Linked DNA regions of Mus musculus: regions 2 and 3 are each linked to region 1. A link is a loop called in an ENCODE intact Hi-C map of the cell type or tissue named here. Cell type or tissue: heart. All regions are shown on one strand. Each heading gives the region's core, and the rest is flanking DNA. Links, peaks and the distances in the headings are about the cores only.

Region 1 (4,818 bases), core at 1,535-4,034:
TCTCATGATTAGCAGTAGATAAATTTAAAGTCAAATATATACTGCCTCCATGAGTCAGTAGGCATTTCATTCCATTTATGCCACAACAGACTCACTTAGATGATATACACACTTCATGGTAGCTGGAAATAAATCTCTATTTAGACTTCTGCATAGAGTTTTCTTACTGCCGAAACTGAAATATATTTCTAATTGTCACCTCATCTCTGAAAAGACTATAATAAAAGTTAAATTATTTTTGCTAGTTAAGGCTTTTTGTTAGAAATCTCACAAAATAGGCCATGAGATGACAAAGAAGATATGGTAATAAGTCATAACTTCAGAAAAAAATTAGCTGAAAAATAAGACAGCAAGCCCCTGTGCCCATAATGCCTATGTTTAGCCTTCCTGAATCCAGCACAATCCTGGTCAAATCATGATTTAGTCATGTTTGTCTGTTTGTTCTTATGGTGTTTGCAACAACAACAACAACAAAAAATAATACAACAGAGATAAATTTTAAAAACCTTTTTTCAATCTCCCAAAAAAATAAGGCCAAGATATTACACTAAAAGGGTTAAGACTTTTGAAAATAAATATAACATCTGTTGGGTTTTGTTTTGTTTTTTTGTTTTGTTTTGTTTTGTTTTCCCGAGACAGCGTTTCTCTGTGTAGCCTTGCTGTCCTGGAACTCACTCTGTAGACCAGGCTGGCCTCGAACTCAGAAATCCGCCTGCCTCTGCCTCCCAGGTGTTGAAATTAAAGGCCTGCGCCACCACACTCGGCTAAATATAACATCTGAAACACAAAATTTTTCTGAAGTATAAACAAGCATACATATACTCTAGTGTAAAATAAGTAAATTTTAATTATACTGAATTCACCAGCATGTACTCAGATTACAATTGTTATCAAAGCTCTAGTTAACTCATAAATATGATACCTAGTCTATAAATAAGCCTGATTTTAACAAGTGAGCTGTTTAAAAAAAGAAAAACTGGTCTCAAAGATATGGGCACAGGGAAAAAATTCCTGAATAGAACAGCAATGGCTTGTGCTTTAAGATCGAGGATTGACAAATGGGACCTCAAGAAACTGCAAAGTTTCTGCAAGGCAAAAGACACCGTCAATAAGACAAAAAGACCACCAACAGATTGGGAAAGGATCTTTACCTATCCTAAATCAGATAGGGGACTAATATCCAATATATATAAAGAACTCAAAAGGGTGGACTCCAGAAAATCAAATAGCCCCCTTAAAAGATGGGGTTCAGAGCTGAACAAAGAATTCTCACCCGAGGAATACCGAAAGGCTGAGAAGCACCTGAAAAAATGTTCAACATCCTTAATCATCAAAGAAATGCAAATCAAAACAACCCTGAGATTCCACCTCACACCAGTCAGAATGGCTAAGATCAAAAATTCAGGTGACAGCAGATGCTGGCAAGGATGTGAAGAAAGAGGAATACTCCTCCATTGTTGGTGGGATTGCAAGCTTGTACAACCACTCTGGAAATCAGTCTGGAGGTTCCTCAGAAAATTGGACATAGTACTACCGGAGGATCCCGCAATACCTCTCCTGGGCATATATCCAGAAGATGTCCCAACCGGTAATAAGGACACATGCTCCACTATGTTTATAGCAGTCTTATTTATAATAGCCAGAAGCTGGAAAGAACCCAGATGTCCCTCAACAGAGGAATGGATACAAAAAATGTGGTACATTTACACAATGGAGTACTACTCAGCTATTAAAAAGAATGAATTCACGAAATTCCTAGGCAAATGGTTGGACCTGGAGGGCATCATCCTGAGTAAGGTAACCCAATCACAAAAGAACTCAAATGAAATGTACTCACTGATAAGTGGATATTAACCCAGAAACTTAGTATAGCAAGATATAAGGTACAATATGTAAAACATATGAAACTGAAGAAGAACTAAGACCAAAGTGTGGACACTTTGCTCATTCTTAGAATTGGAAACAATCACCCATGGAAGGAGTTACAGAGACAAAGTTTGGAGCTGAGACAAAAGGATGGTCTATCTAGAGACTGCCATATCCAGGGATCCATCCCATAATTAGCCTCCAAGGGATGACACCATTGCATACACTAGCAAGCCTTTGTTGCAAGGACAGTGATATAGCTGTCCCTTGTGAGACTAGGCCGGGGCCTAGCAAACACAGAAGTGGATGCTCACAGTCAACTATTGGATGGATCACAGGGCCCCTAATGGAGGAGCTAGAGAAAGTATCCAAGGAGCTAAAGAGATCTGCAACCCTATCGGAGGAACAACATTATGAACTAACCAGTACCCCAGAGCGCTTGACTCTAGCTGCATATGTATCAAAAGATGACCTAGTCGGCCATCACTGGAAAGAGAGGCCCATTGGTCAGGCAAACGTTATATGCCCCAGTACAGGGGAATGCCAGGGCCAAAAAATGGGAATGGGGGGGGGGGGGTTGGGATAGCATTGGAAATGTAATTGAAGAAAATACGTAAGAAAAAAAAAGCAAAAAAAAGCAAAAAGCAAAAATGCATTCTAAATAAAGTTGAAATTTCTGATTTAAAAAAAAAAGAAAAACTGAAAAATACTTGTGTTTAGATACAACCCCAATATAACCTGAGATACCTGTGGTCTTTTAAAAAGCAACAATCCAATCAACATAAGTATTAAGAATATTAAAATATGCCTGGTCTACAGAGTGAGTTCCAGGACAGCCAGGGCTATACAGAGAAACCCTGTCTCGAAAAAAACAAAAACAAAACAAAACAAAACAAACAAACAAAAAAACACCCTAAAAAATATGAAAATATGAGGAAATATTTATTTAAACATAGCAGAGTCTCTGTTCAAAGTGCATCTTAGTATGTCCATAAAGCAAAAAATGTACCAAAACTAGACAGAGGGAAAACTTTTAGCAGTAGTTTCAACTAGAGGTGGTCCCTGGAGAGTTGGTAATGCTAGAAAACACTAGAGAGAGCAAGGTGCACTACTGCCATCTAGTGGCACAAGCCAGAGACAGGGCTAAAGACCTACCCAGGACAGCAGGGCCAAAGGAAGTCAGTGACAGTAACAGCAAAGAAAGTCATATCTTTAATTACCCTTTGGCTCTACTAACTTGGTAATGTTAAAGAACTTTAAAGTGAGGGCTTCGTTTCTCACTTGTAAAAATACAGCAATAGCATTTTGCTTGCCTAAAATAGGGTATCTAGACCAAAGTTGTATGTTCCTCTTCAATCTCCAGTTACAAAACTTTGGGAAACACTCTTTCAGGCTTGCCACATGACACTATCTTCCACCTACCCTCTTACCCTTGCTGTTACCTAAAGGTAACAGTGTTTCCGCTAGTTTTCTTCACTCCCTTTAAAAAAACAAAAATAGACTGGTTTTGACCATAAACCACTCTCCTAGAAGACTCTGAATATAGCCATAAAAATTACTCCCAAATCTTCATTTCTAGACCTAGTTACTCAAAGAAACCTAGATGCTCTTTTATGAGTATGACTAGGTCAAGCACCAATCTAACACTGCTCAGGCGGCACCCTAGGGTTTTAGATCTGAAATAGAGTCACTCACTCCCCATCCCATCTTGATCAATAGGAACCTCCTACCCACTCAGGCCCATTTTCTAATAGAGCACTCTTTCTAATAGAGTCTCTGTCACCTCTGCACTCATCCATTATACCCACGAGTTTCCTTCTACTCTGACAGCCCAGCTGCTATCCCTAGAGCCAAAAGACCCTGTCAGCTGTCACTGATGCTCACCGCAGCTGGTTAGCTGGCTGACCAACCAGGACTCAAGCTTCTGGAGCCGACAGTGAGGTCCCTATCCAGTCTCCAGTGCTTCCTCTAGTTTCCTCTTTCCTACAGTCTTTATATGGAATAATAAAGACAACAATCATTTCTAATAGCTATCATTTACTGTATATTTTCCCACTGACCACAGGTGCTAAGTACACGGGTGCTAAATTACAGGATTCCTTGAACATTCTAAAAAATAGATTAATTCATCATAATCTCCTGTCTTCATAGAGCACATACAACAAAGAAAATAAGCTAGACACAGGAAATATTCAAGCCCAGGTATATTATTCCACATTCAAAATGCACACTAACTACTATAGTAAACTGGGTCAATGGAAAAACAGATATTCACATCACATCACACACACATACGGAAAATTTTCAAGACATCGTGAAAATAATTTTCTAGATACAACACTAAAGGAAGAAGCAACAAATATTAACATCCATCACAGTAAGAAAAGTTTGCCCAGCAAACACATTACAGGGTGACCTACCAGAAAGTAGGGAGTTAGTTAAAAACTGTATCTAATAAATTTAATAAAAATTAGTATATAATAAGTATCTAAAAACTGTATCTGAAATTTGGTATTAATAATCAAAATATAGAAAATTGTGAAGTTCAAAAATGAAACATAAAGAACCCAAGCAAACATTTCTCTAAAGAAGCAACTGAGGTGTGAACCTGACATGAGAAGGTGCAGACCAACTGAGCCGTCTCCAATCAGACTGGAAAACAAGACCTCAGTGGGAACTCACCTCAAGTCTACTAGGATGAACACTACCAAACAGACAAAAGAGCGACTATGTTCTTATCAACTGTAGAGGAGGCAGTGAACACCTGCTGAAAAGTGTGCTGCTACAGCACTAGGGGAAACTCCTGGGGAGTCTCTGCCAAACAACCCAACAATTCCACTTCTCAATACATCCAAAGCTAAACAAAGTGGGATTGCTGAGAGAAGCCTGTGCATCCACCCTCTCTGCTGCCCACAGTAACACTTAAATGTCTCTGAGAGATGCATGTATGGT
Region 2 (4,818 bases), core at 935-3,434, 980 kb before region 1:
TCTGAGAAGGAATTTCTTTTTTTTTTTCCATTTTTTATTAGGTATTTAGCTCATTTACATTTCCAATGCTAAACCAAAAGTCCCCCATACCCACCCCCCCACTCCCCGACCCACCCACTCCCCCTTTTTGGCCCTGGTGTTCCCCTGTACTGGGGCATATAAAGTTTGCGTGTCCAATAGGCCTCTCTTTCCAGTGATGGCCGTCTAGGCCATCTTTTGATACATATGCAGCTAGAGTCAAGAGCTCTGGGGTACTGGTTAGTTCATAATGTTGTTCCACCTATAGGGTTGCAGATCCCTTTAGCTCCTTAGCTGACTGTGAGCATCCACTTCTGTGTTTGCTAGGCCCCGGCATAGTCTCACAAGAGACAGCTACATCTGGGTCCTTTCGATAAAATCTTGCTAGTGTATGCAATGGTGTCAGCGTTTGGAAGCTGATCATGGGATGGATCTCTGGATATGGCAATCACTAGATGGTCCATCCTTTTGTCACACTTCCAAACTTTGTCTCTGTAACTCCTTCCATGGGTGTTTTGTTTCCTATTCTAAGAAGGGGCCATTCCTAGCCAAATGGAGAAAGAATTTCTAAAGGCCTGTTCGAAACTGACACAAACACAAGGGGGCTTCTGTCCCTATCACTGCACCTAATGGGTTCTTCAAGGTCACCTGTAACCTGGGTTTTGCCAGATTTGATGGTCACAGTTGCATCTGCCTCTCACTTGATGTTCTTAGCTGTTTCTTTGGTGGCCTTCTACTTTTCCTTTTGCTCCTGATCGAGTCTGCTCAGTCTCCCTGGCTGGTACTGATACCTTCTTTATTTAATATGCATGTGCCCAATATCAGCTCCTGGCCTATTCATTTCTCCACCCAAATTCTCTCCTTGGATTGACCAATCGTACCCTGAGCTCTTCTAAACGTGAATCACACATCTGGACTTGCCTCTAAACTCCACATTTCTGACAGAAAGAGGCCTGGTCGTGCAGAAATCCCCTCTTGAGAGATTACTTGACATTTCATTTGGAATGGACTCCTAAACTGAACCACACCCAATTGGATCAGAACCCCGTTTCTCCTCAGCTTTCATCCTCCCAACAGGCCTTTCTCCCAGCATCTAATTCTACTAAGTGGTCCTCAGTGGTCCTCTTCCCCACTGCTCAGCCAAAGCCCACCCCCAGCTTGGCTGCAGCATCACTTAGCTCCATTTAACATAAGGCAGAAGTCTGTCCACTTTCTGCAACTTAGCTGCCTTGCTCTTGTCTAACCTCCTGACTTCTCTAGGCTGCAGGTCTACAACCATTTCCAAAAGTGTTCTCTGTTAGCCTCTTGCCCTTGTAGTGGCACTTTCTCTACACATAGTAGCTGGGATAATTTTCATAAATATAAGTCATTCTCTTTGCTAACAACCCCTTACAGTGCCCTTACCCCAGTGAGAACCCCATGACCAATCCTTACATTTTCTAGTACTTTGCTTTCTCTGTGTTTGGACCTCTTGAAGAAGTTAGACATTTTTATGTCTCCTGGTTCTCCTTGCCTAGGTAAAATAAGAGCAAATAATTAAGTCAGGTGTGCTGTCACACAACTTTAATTCTAGCACTTGTGATGGATCTTCAAGAGTTTAAGGCCAGCCTGATCTACTGTATAGGTGAAATCTTCCTGTGCATCCCCCTTACTTTCAATAAGTCTCAAAGCTTACGATCTCGGGGATGATGCTCAGTTGCCCATGGTCTGATAGGCACTACAGAAGAAAGCTATGGGAAGTAGTGTGGATTTGGATAGGAAGAGGCAGAACTGTGGGAGAATAAATAGAAAAGCAAATCACAAAGGGAGGTGGGTGGTTTCACAGCGAGGCATAAAGAACAGTCTTTTTCTTATTTTGTAATTCATATTGTAAAATATTATAAACGGAGCTGTTATAGAAAGAAGAGTAATGAAATGATATTAATTAGCATCATATTAATTATGCTAAATAATCTTTCTGAAAAGATCTAAAAATGGTTTAAAAGGAGCTAATGATGTTATATTAATGGGCAATGTGTCTATAATAAACATTAATTATATGGTATTAAACCAGTCCATAGAGCTTTTGAAAAGTACAACACGCTAATAAAACAGCAGAAACTTAATTGCTACCCTTAAACTTTAGAACTGGAATGACTTAATGATAAGAAGTACTTCAGTAAGGAAAAACATTCACAAAACACTTGGTATGACATAGTGTTTCAGTGTAGGAAAAATACATCTAAAAGTCAATAAAACCAAAAGAATTATTCAGACCTTGTAGCCCAGATAGCACTGTCAAATCCCCTCTTATTTTTCACGTAGCTCATTGTGTGGATTCCAGAGTCTTTTCTAAGTCAGCCACTAGAGAGCAAACTTCTTCCTTTTATCAGGCTGCAGCCTTGCTATTATTATTTTTTTTTTCTTTTAAAAAAACCTCAACCATATACATAGGCAGCTTTCTCAGGACCGCATTATCTGGCTATAAAATCTGATGATATGGCTTCTAGGTGCCTGGGGCTGTGGTGTGGGGAGCGGAAGAGGGGATTTTTAAGGCCATTTGTATTAAAAAAAATGTAAGAAAGAACAAGTAAGATGTGGTTATGTCAAGCCACTTTCCTGGGGTGAAAACGAAGCCTGCTGCTAATGGAGCCCAGAGTCTTATATTTCATCCCATGTATAAAATAAGACAGGCACTGTTGGCTCTGACAGGCATCTTGGGCCTTTTTTTTCTAGTCGAGGTCTCCAGAGAGCTCAAAGAAATGATGCTGTTTCCAGATGAAGTGCGGATGGATTACACTCTGTTACCTCTGCGGCTTTCAGCTCCAGAGGCTCTAGCTAGGAGAGAGAAAGCTGCTACTTTAAGAACATTTGCATCACTGGGCTAACCCTTCGTTGTGGGTGTTTCTTCCACAGGTGAGTATGGTATCCATAACATTACAGTGCAAGCTGCTAAAGATACCTGAGAACAGAAGAGCCCATGGAGGTCTTCATTACCAGGCTCCAGAGTCCATCCCAGCCTGCTTTTTGCCTGAATTGAGAGATAACCAAACAGGTCATATCTTTCCTTTTCTGGTGGCTGTTAAATAGTTGGCTGGAGCGATTCTTTGCTGAACAAAATTATTGTAATCAGATTTTTATCACTGTCGTGATTTTCTTCTAGGGCATTGGAGCGTTACTATCCTAGAATTAACATTACAAAAAGTATCTATGGCAGATTCCAAAACCTTCAAGGGAACACGTCTCTGAAATCCAGTGGCTGTTCTGGTTAGGCTGATACTGTATGTTGAAAGGCATGGGTAAACCTGTCTCTGTGTAAACCATTTGTCTTAGTAAATTCTCTGAGTTTACAAGGCTTAGCCTAACATTTCACACTCCAGGGCATTCATGTGAGAGCTCTCCTGTGGGCCTTGTCTCCTACATCATCATCCATGAGCATAGATGCATGCCCACAGGCCCCAGTACAGTGGTAATACCACTACCTCCCACTACGTGAAGCCTTCTCAAAGGCACGTCGATCCATGAATACTCACTGGGTGAGGTCTTGTGTTTACGGGGAGAAGCTGAAATCCTTACCCACTACAGAAGCACACTGTGCACCTTCTCTAAAGTGCTGTTGGGAGCAGGCAAAAGGACGACTGTTAGCATTCTTAGAGTTTTTGTGTCAAGGGTGACACCTGCATGGGTGGTGGATTCTTCTACTGAGAAATGGACACTTAACCAGGGCTTAGGTGACAAACCTACCCTGGAGCCAAACTGCCACATGTCTAGATGGGCAACTTTGAGCAATTTATTCAACTTCTCAGTACTACCGAATTATAAGATGCAGGGAAATATCACCTTCCTATGTTTCCTTTAGGAAGTTAGACTTGACTGCATGTCCACAGGTATGTAGGGGGTCAGCTAAGTTCTTTACTGCTACACCAAGGTATAACTTTAATTTTTTTTCAAGCCTTATTTTTAATGATAGTTCTTAAATGCTTTAACCTCCCTTCTAGGCCCTCACCCACCAAAGGTAGTAGGAAAGAAAGGATATGGGGGAAGTGGACCTGTTTAGAAATGTTTTTTTGGAGCAACTTCTGTTTGTGTTGTCTGGAAATCGACAATTCAGTTCACAGGTTAGCAGTGGCAGCTTGATCCACTTGCAAATACTTCACGGATACACCAGCAGTCCAGTTCAGTAGAGTCAGGAAAGCAAACAGGAATCAGCAAAGGTGGCACTACCTAGCAGAGACAGCCAGGCCTCAGCCTCCGCACAAGTCAGCAGGAGGGATCAGGAGAGACACCAGGAGCAGCTGTGCCTCTTCCAACGCAGTGAAAATCAGTGAAGACTTGAGACCCACATGCGTAGTACAGCTAGCTCTATAAGCAAGCCTAGATTAGCCTGTCACTGTCCTTTGAGTCCTATTTATACCCTCCCAACATCAAGTGACCTCCACGGGTCTTGCCTCAGCACATGCATCTAAGTTGACATCACTCTGTCCATTAGCTGAAGTCTGAGGAAGCGGCAAGGAACTGCAGCACACCACCAGAATTTTTTTTGGTGTCCTGACAAATGCAGCTCAATTATGCAATGTAAGGCAGACCAACACATGCGTGTTGTTAGCAAAGAATCCTTCATCACATGCCCTTTCATGTGTTTGTTTTAACCTTTGTCTGCTTCAGCTAAACGTTCCTTCATGTGTTTGCTCCAGCAAAACACCATCCAACCAACTTTCCAATGAGCCCTGAAGTTTTCATTTCACCAAGGAGTCTCCAAGGAAGAACCTGGAACTAAACCTGAGGGAGCCTCTGTGGAATAAGAGAGTTACAGAAAATAGC
Region 3 (4,818 bases), core at 935-3,434, 1.5 Mb before region 1:
CCTAACCTAACCTTCTAACTCTAGCCCCAAGCTTAAGCCTATAACCCATAACAACCTTAATTCTAGGATTTTGTTAAGCATGCAAGGTAAACCAATTTGGATGTAGTAAATGTTAAAATTGCCCAAATACTCTCATGTTAATAATTATTACATATAAAGTCAGCTATGATATCTGACGGCAGTTTATCTCTAAATGCATCTCCTTCTTTCTCGAAGCCTTGTTCTCTGTTTGCATGCCTGCCACATGTGGATGCATTTGTGCGTGTGTGTGTGTGTGTGTGTGTGTGTGTGTGTGCTTCTTTTTCCTGCCTAGTGATCTAACTATGCTAGCCAAGGAATACTTGTTTTGGGTCAGTTTTATGTGCTGGGTTTGGATCAACTTTCTCTGCCTTTACCAGGAGACCTCTTCTCCCACTGAGTCTTAGGAATTTCCTGCAGGTTTTTGCAAATGTGAAAGAGCTCAAGACAGGGGGTGACCAATCCCCCATATGTAGTTTCCTTCTGACCCAGGAATGGGTATGTTTGTTATGCTTCCCTGTGAGGTCACTGCAGGTCACGTGTTGCTCCCCTTGACACCGCCACAGTTCTGGGTGGGAGGGAACAACTGTTTCTTGTCTTCAGAGTCATTATCATCAGTTGCTCATACAATCCCTAAAGTAAAAGCTTGGAGAGGTCACAGGAGAAGAAGCTGAAAATTTACGAATTTGAGGTGCGTCAGGAAACAAAGGCCAAATGACAATAAATCAATTTTAAATACAACAAAAACCAAGACAAACAAAACAGAAACAAGATACGTTCAAGCCGGGTGTGGTGGCACACGCCTTTAATCCCAGCACTCGGGAGGCAGAGGCAGGTGGATTTCTGAGTTCCGAGGCCAGCCTGGTCTACAGAGTTCCAGGACAGTCAGAGCTATACAGAGAAACCCTGTCTCGAAAAACCAAAAAAAAAAAAAAAAAAGATACCTTCAAAGTTCCAAAGGCAAAGAAGTTCTGAGAACAAGCAAAACAGACCAAAAATGCCTTTAGAGATCTACAAGCAAGCAAGCAAGACCAAATGTCAAGACCAAAATGTGTTCAAACCAGATACTTTAAGCCAAGTGCTTTGAAAGCAGAACAAAAAAAAATTATTTATCTAGGTAGAGTCTTTTTTAAGCAGCTCAGAATAAACAAATAGACAGCTGGTCAAACCAATAGAGGTCTGAATCCCCAAAAAGAACTCAACAGTCTATCTGAAGAAATGACATCAGATGGTCTCAACTCAGTGGGTTTATTCCTAGCTTCCATTCTGGTGATTCTACCAGTGAAAAGTGGATAGTTCCGTAAGTCCCATGTTGCAGAATCAATATTGTCAACACAGAACCAACAGCGCCTACTGTATAACACGTTCCAGACGTTGGCACCAGTGACTCCATGATGGAAGAGCCATTCAGGTTGTAAAACTCAGCATGCTGACGACACCATCTCAGTCAAAACTAAAACAGAGGCCTAATCCATCAACGTCCACAGTTCTGTGAAAGTCTCTAAATGAACTAACCTTGCCTTCTGACTTTGTATTTCCGCTTCTGGCTAACTGTTCTTGTTAACTGAAGGATGTCAACCCAGAACATGGTTTTGTGCTTAATAGCTCCCCCTAAGGAAGGCTTGGGGCTGCACTGGGATCCCAAACGCCCGGTGTAGTCACCTGCTGGCTAATACACACTTTGTGTTGGCTTAAATCCACATCTGATGAGTCTTCTCTAGTAGATAGCCTACAACACTCATCTTAAAAGAGACTAGAATATAGTTTGATCTTGAGCCATTTTGAATGACTGCGGTCTGGGAGCATGAATTCTATGTTCCTACATTCATTTATCTGACAGAGAAGCTCCTAGTTTTTCTTGGCTAGGCACTGAACCAACAATCAGAAACCTAATCTGTAGTTGTTGCGTACAATGAACACAAGGTGGCACAAGCTCCCCTCAGCATGGGAAGGAGGACCATGAAGCACAGAAAGTCCTGTGGTTTCCTTAGTCAAACCCTCATTCATTCTCTCTCTGTCTCTCTCTCTCTCTCTCTCTCTCTCTCTCTCTCTCTCTCTCTCTCTCTCTCTCTGTGTGTGTGTGTGTGTGTGTGTACCTGTTTCCCTAATTTTTTTTTACAATGTATACTTCCTGTAATTTTTAAGCAACCCCTTTACAGAGAAACACTCTGACTCAAAAACAAGAAACAAGGGCTGGAAGGATGGTTCAGCGGTTAAGAGCACTGACTGCTCTTCCAAAGGTCCTGAGTTCAAATCCCAGCAAACACATAGTGGCTCACAACCATCTGTAATGAAATCTGATGACCTCTTCTGGGATGTCTGAAGACAGCTACAGTGTACTTACATATAATAAATAAATCTTTAAAAAAAACTTTAAAAATAAGCAAAAAACAAACAAAAAAAAAGATATTAATGGCAAGTTTTAATCAGCACACTAGATATCTGAAAATGTAGGAAAGTCACTGACCTTGAAGGAAAAGGATGTTACTCAATTATGACTGGTATATTTTCATCCTGGAAGAAGGTACCACAAGCTGTTTTTTAATTGGTTTTATTTGGATTTTACAGAAACCTGTACAGCTACAGTGTACTCATATATACATAAAATAAATAAATCAGAAGGAGGAGGAGGAGGAGGAGAAGGAGAAGGAGAAGGAGAAGGAGAAGGAGAAGGAGAAGGAGAAGGAGAAGGAGAAGGAGAAGGAGAAGGAGAAGGAGAAGGAGAAGGAGAAGGAGAAGGAGAAGGAGAAGGAGAAGGAGAAGAAGAAGAAGAAGAAGAAGAAGAAGAAGAAGAAGAAGAAGAAGAAGAAGAAGAAGAAGAAGAAGAAGAAGAATCAGCCCTGCCATTTATGGAGGCCTAATAAGATGATGTAGGCTACTTCATCCTGTCCGGGAACTCATGTATACAAAATTACTGACACCAACATGCAGCCTAAAATGGCTTTTGTGTGCCTCACTTAAGTTGTACCTGAGAGTGCAACTTAGGACTCTTTGTGGATCAAAAGATGTTTTCCGAGTAGACTGGGGGAGCTCAAGACATTTTACAGCATCCAAGAGCTTCTTCCTTCCCCCAATACAGCATCCCATAGAATCTTCAGAAGACTTTGATAAGGAGGATAATGGCTGTGCACACTGTTTACACACAAAAACTCAACATGTGTGCAGCTGAGAGCTTTTTCTGGAATCCTTAGTCTGTTATCCACCACAGGTGGCAGGGTGGATTCTGGTTATTTTTAGGCAACAGCAAAGGGACTCATACGTGGGTGGGTTCCCCGAAAGTCCCAGGAGCATCACCGTACTAATGATGACATTGGTGCACCAGCAGAACAGTGGGAGTTTTCACTTTAAAATCATCATGAAGCTCAGAACAAAGGCTTCCTGCATCCTGCCTACATCAGACATCAATACCAGAACATCAGAACCAGAAGCATCAGTCTCCCACTCTGAAGGTTGGTCCAGAGAAAAGCTCCCTAGTCCCTTCTAAGCCATGGTCAAACCTCAGAAAGCAGCAAGAGGATTCCCTGAGCAGGCTTGGGAGTCATGGAACAAACTGCAGAAAAGAAAAGAAGAGAAGAGAAGAGAAGAGAAGAGAAGAGAAGAGAAGAGAAGAGAAGAGAAGAGAAGAGAAGAGAAGAGAAGAGAAAACAGAGAGAGGAAGGAAGGAAGGAAGGAAGGAAGGAAGGAAGGAAGGAAGGAAGGAAGGAAGGAAGGAAGGAAGGAATTTGCTTTCTCCAGACCAAGGTCTTTTTATTCAGGACAACCTAACTGAGGAAACATGGTACTCACCCTAGCTGCAGTAATACTGCGGCTCATCCACTCTCCTTCTCTTTTTTGATTGAAATTCTTCAAATTGCTGCGTGTCCTCTCTAACAACCGCACCTCCGTAAATCTCTTCAGATACTCTTTAAGTTTAGTATTCACAACTGAGCTCCACTTGGTGGACTCTACTAGTGCTGCTAAGGGTGTCTTTTTTTTTTTTTTTTCTTTTCATATTTGGTGTTTTCGAGACAGGGTTTCTCTGTATAGCTCTGGCTGTCCTGGAACTCACTCTGCAGACCAGGCTGGCCTCGAACTCAGAAATCCGCCTGCCTCTGCCTCCCAAGTGCTGGGATTAAAGGCGTGCGCCACCACTGCCTGGCACTAAGGGTGTCTATTAAGTTGCCTGGTCACTCTTGCCTTTGTTCCATGAGCTAGATGTCCTGTCAGGAACAGGACATCTAGCTCTCCGTGCATTGGCTTAGAGTCTCGTCAGGTGCACAGCCTGCGGCGCCTGCTCAGGGGCCAATAGGTGGCATGTTTCTTCAGAGTGCTTAGCTTGGCGCGCCCAAAGTCTGCAACTCAGTTTTGATCTTTTCTTCCTTTCCTTTCTCTCTCTCTCTCTCTCTCTCTCTCTCTCTCTCTCTCTCTCTCTCTCTCCTTCCCCCTCCCTTCCTCCCTCCCTCTCCCCCTTCCTCCCTTTCATTCTTTCTTTCCATTTATTTATTTATTTATTTATTCCCTTTACATGCCAATATCAGCCCTCCCCTCCCCCAGGCATTGTACTTCTTAAACACTGTCTGGAGGTCCGATTCAGAACCCGAGCTGGTACAGGGTTCATCATTCTGCACAGCTTCAACTTCCTTGCCAGCATATTCTAGAACATCCTCTTCTAGGGTGTTATCCGGGTGACCTCTATTTTCAAGGCTTCATAACTTCTTGATCGCCCATCTTGTTAACAAACAGTAGCAGATATTCTGGTAACTGCCAACTGGGCAGTGCAAGGAAGAACAGTGGTTCATACAAGCCTGCTATACCATCTCT

What was found. Hi-C counts contacts between places; a loop is a spot of excess contacts. Peaks named below come from ENCODE experiments on the same cell type or tissue, not always from the same donor. Only the 100,000 strongest peaks of a DNase experiment are listed, where the experiment ranks them.
Region 2: a loop joins it to region 1, with 3 times the contacts of the local background. A loop is called at or near these places in 7 of 42 quality-filtered maps.
Region 3: it touches region 1 in a loop (5-fold over the local background); 3 of 42 quality-filtered maps call a loop at or near these places.

The regions. Positions count from the first base shown.
Region 1 is chr4:33,394,844-33,399,661 of GRCm38, reverse strand. The region is part of intron 12 of Rngtt (RNA guanylyltransferase and 5'-phosphatase); the gene reads right to left. Among named protein-coding and RNA genes, the nearest start is that of Mir8118, 41 kb to the left of the region's middle. In heart, for the core only: no CTCF peak of the experiment used is centred there; a DNase peak (open chromatin) is centred at 2,981.
Region 2 is chr4:34,369,425-34,374,242 of GRCm38, reverse strand. Gm46882 (a long non-coding RNA gene) reads left to right here and starts at 2,414. Exons shown (of 2, transcript XR_001784527.1): 1 at 2,414-2,913; 2 at 4,692-4,818. In heart, for the core only: a CTCF peak has its summit at 2,358; no DNase peak of the experiment used is centred there.
Region 3 is chr4:34,919,508-34,924,325 of GRCm38, reverse strand. It overlaps the pseudogene Gm12361. Among named protein-coding and RNA genes, the nearest start is that of Platr9, 10 kb to the right of the region's middle. In heart, for the core only: a CTCF peak has its summit at 1,919 (motif pointing right); no DNase peak of the experiment used is centred there.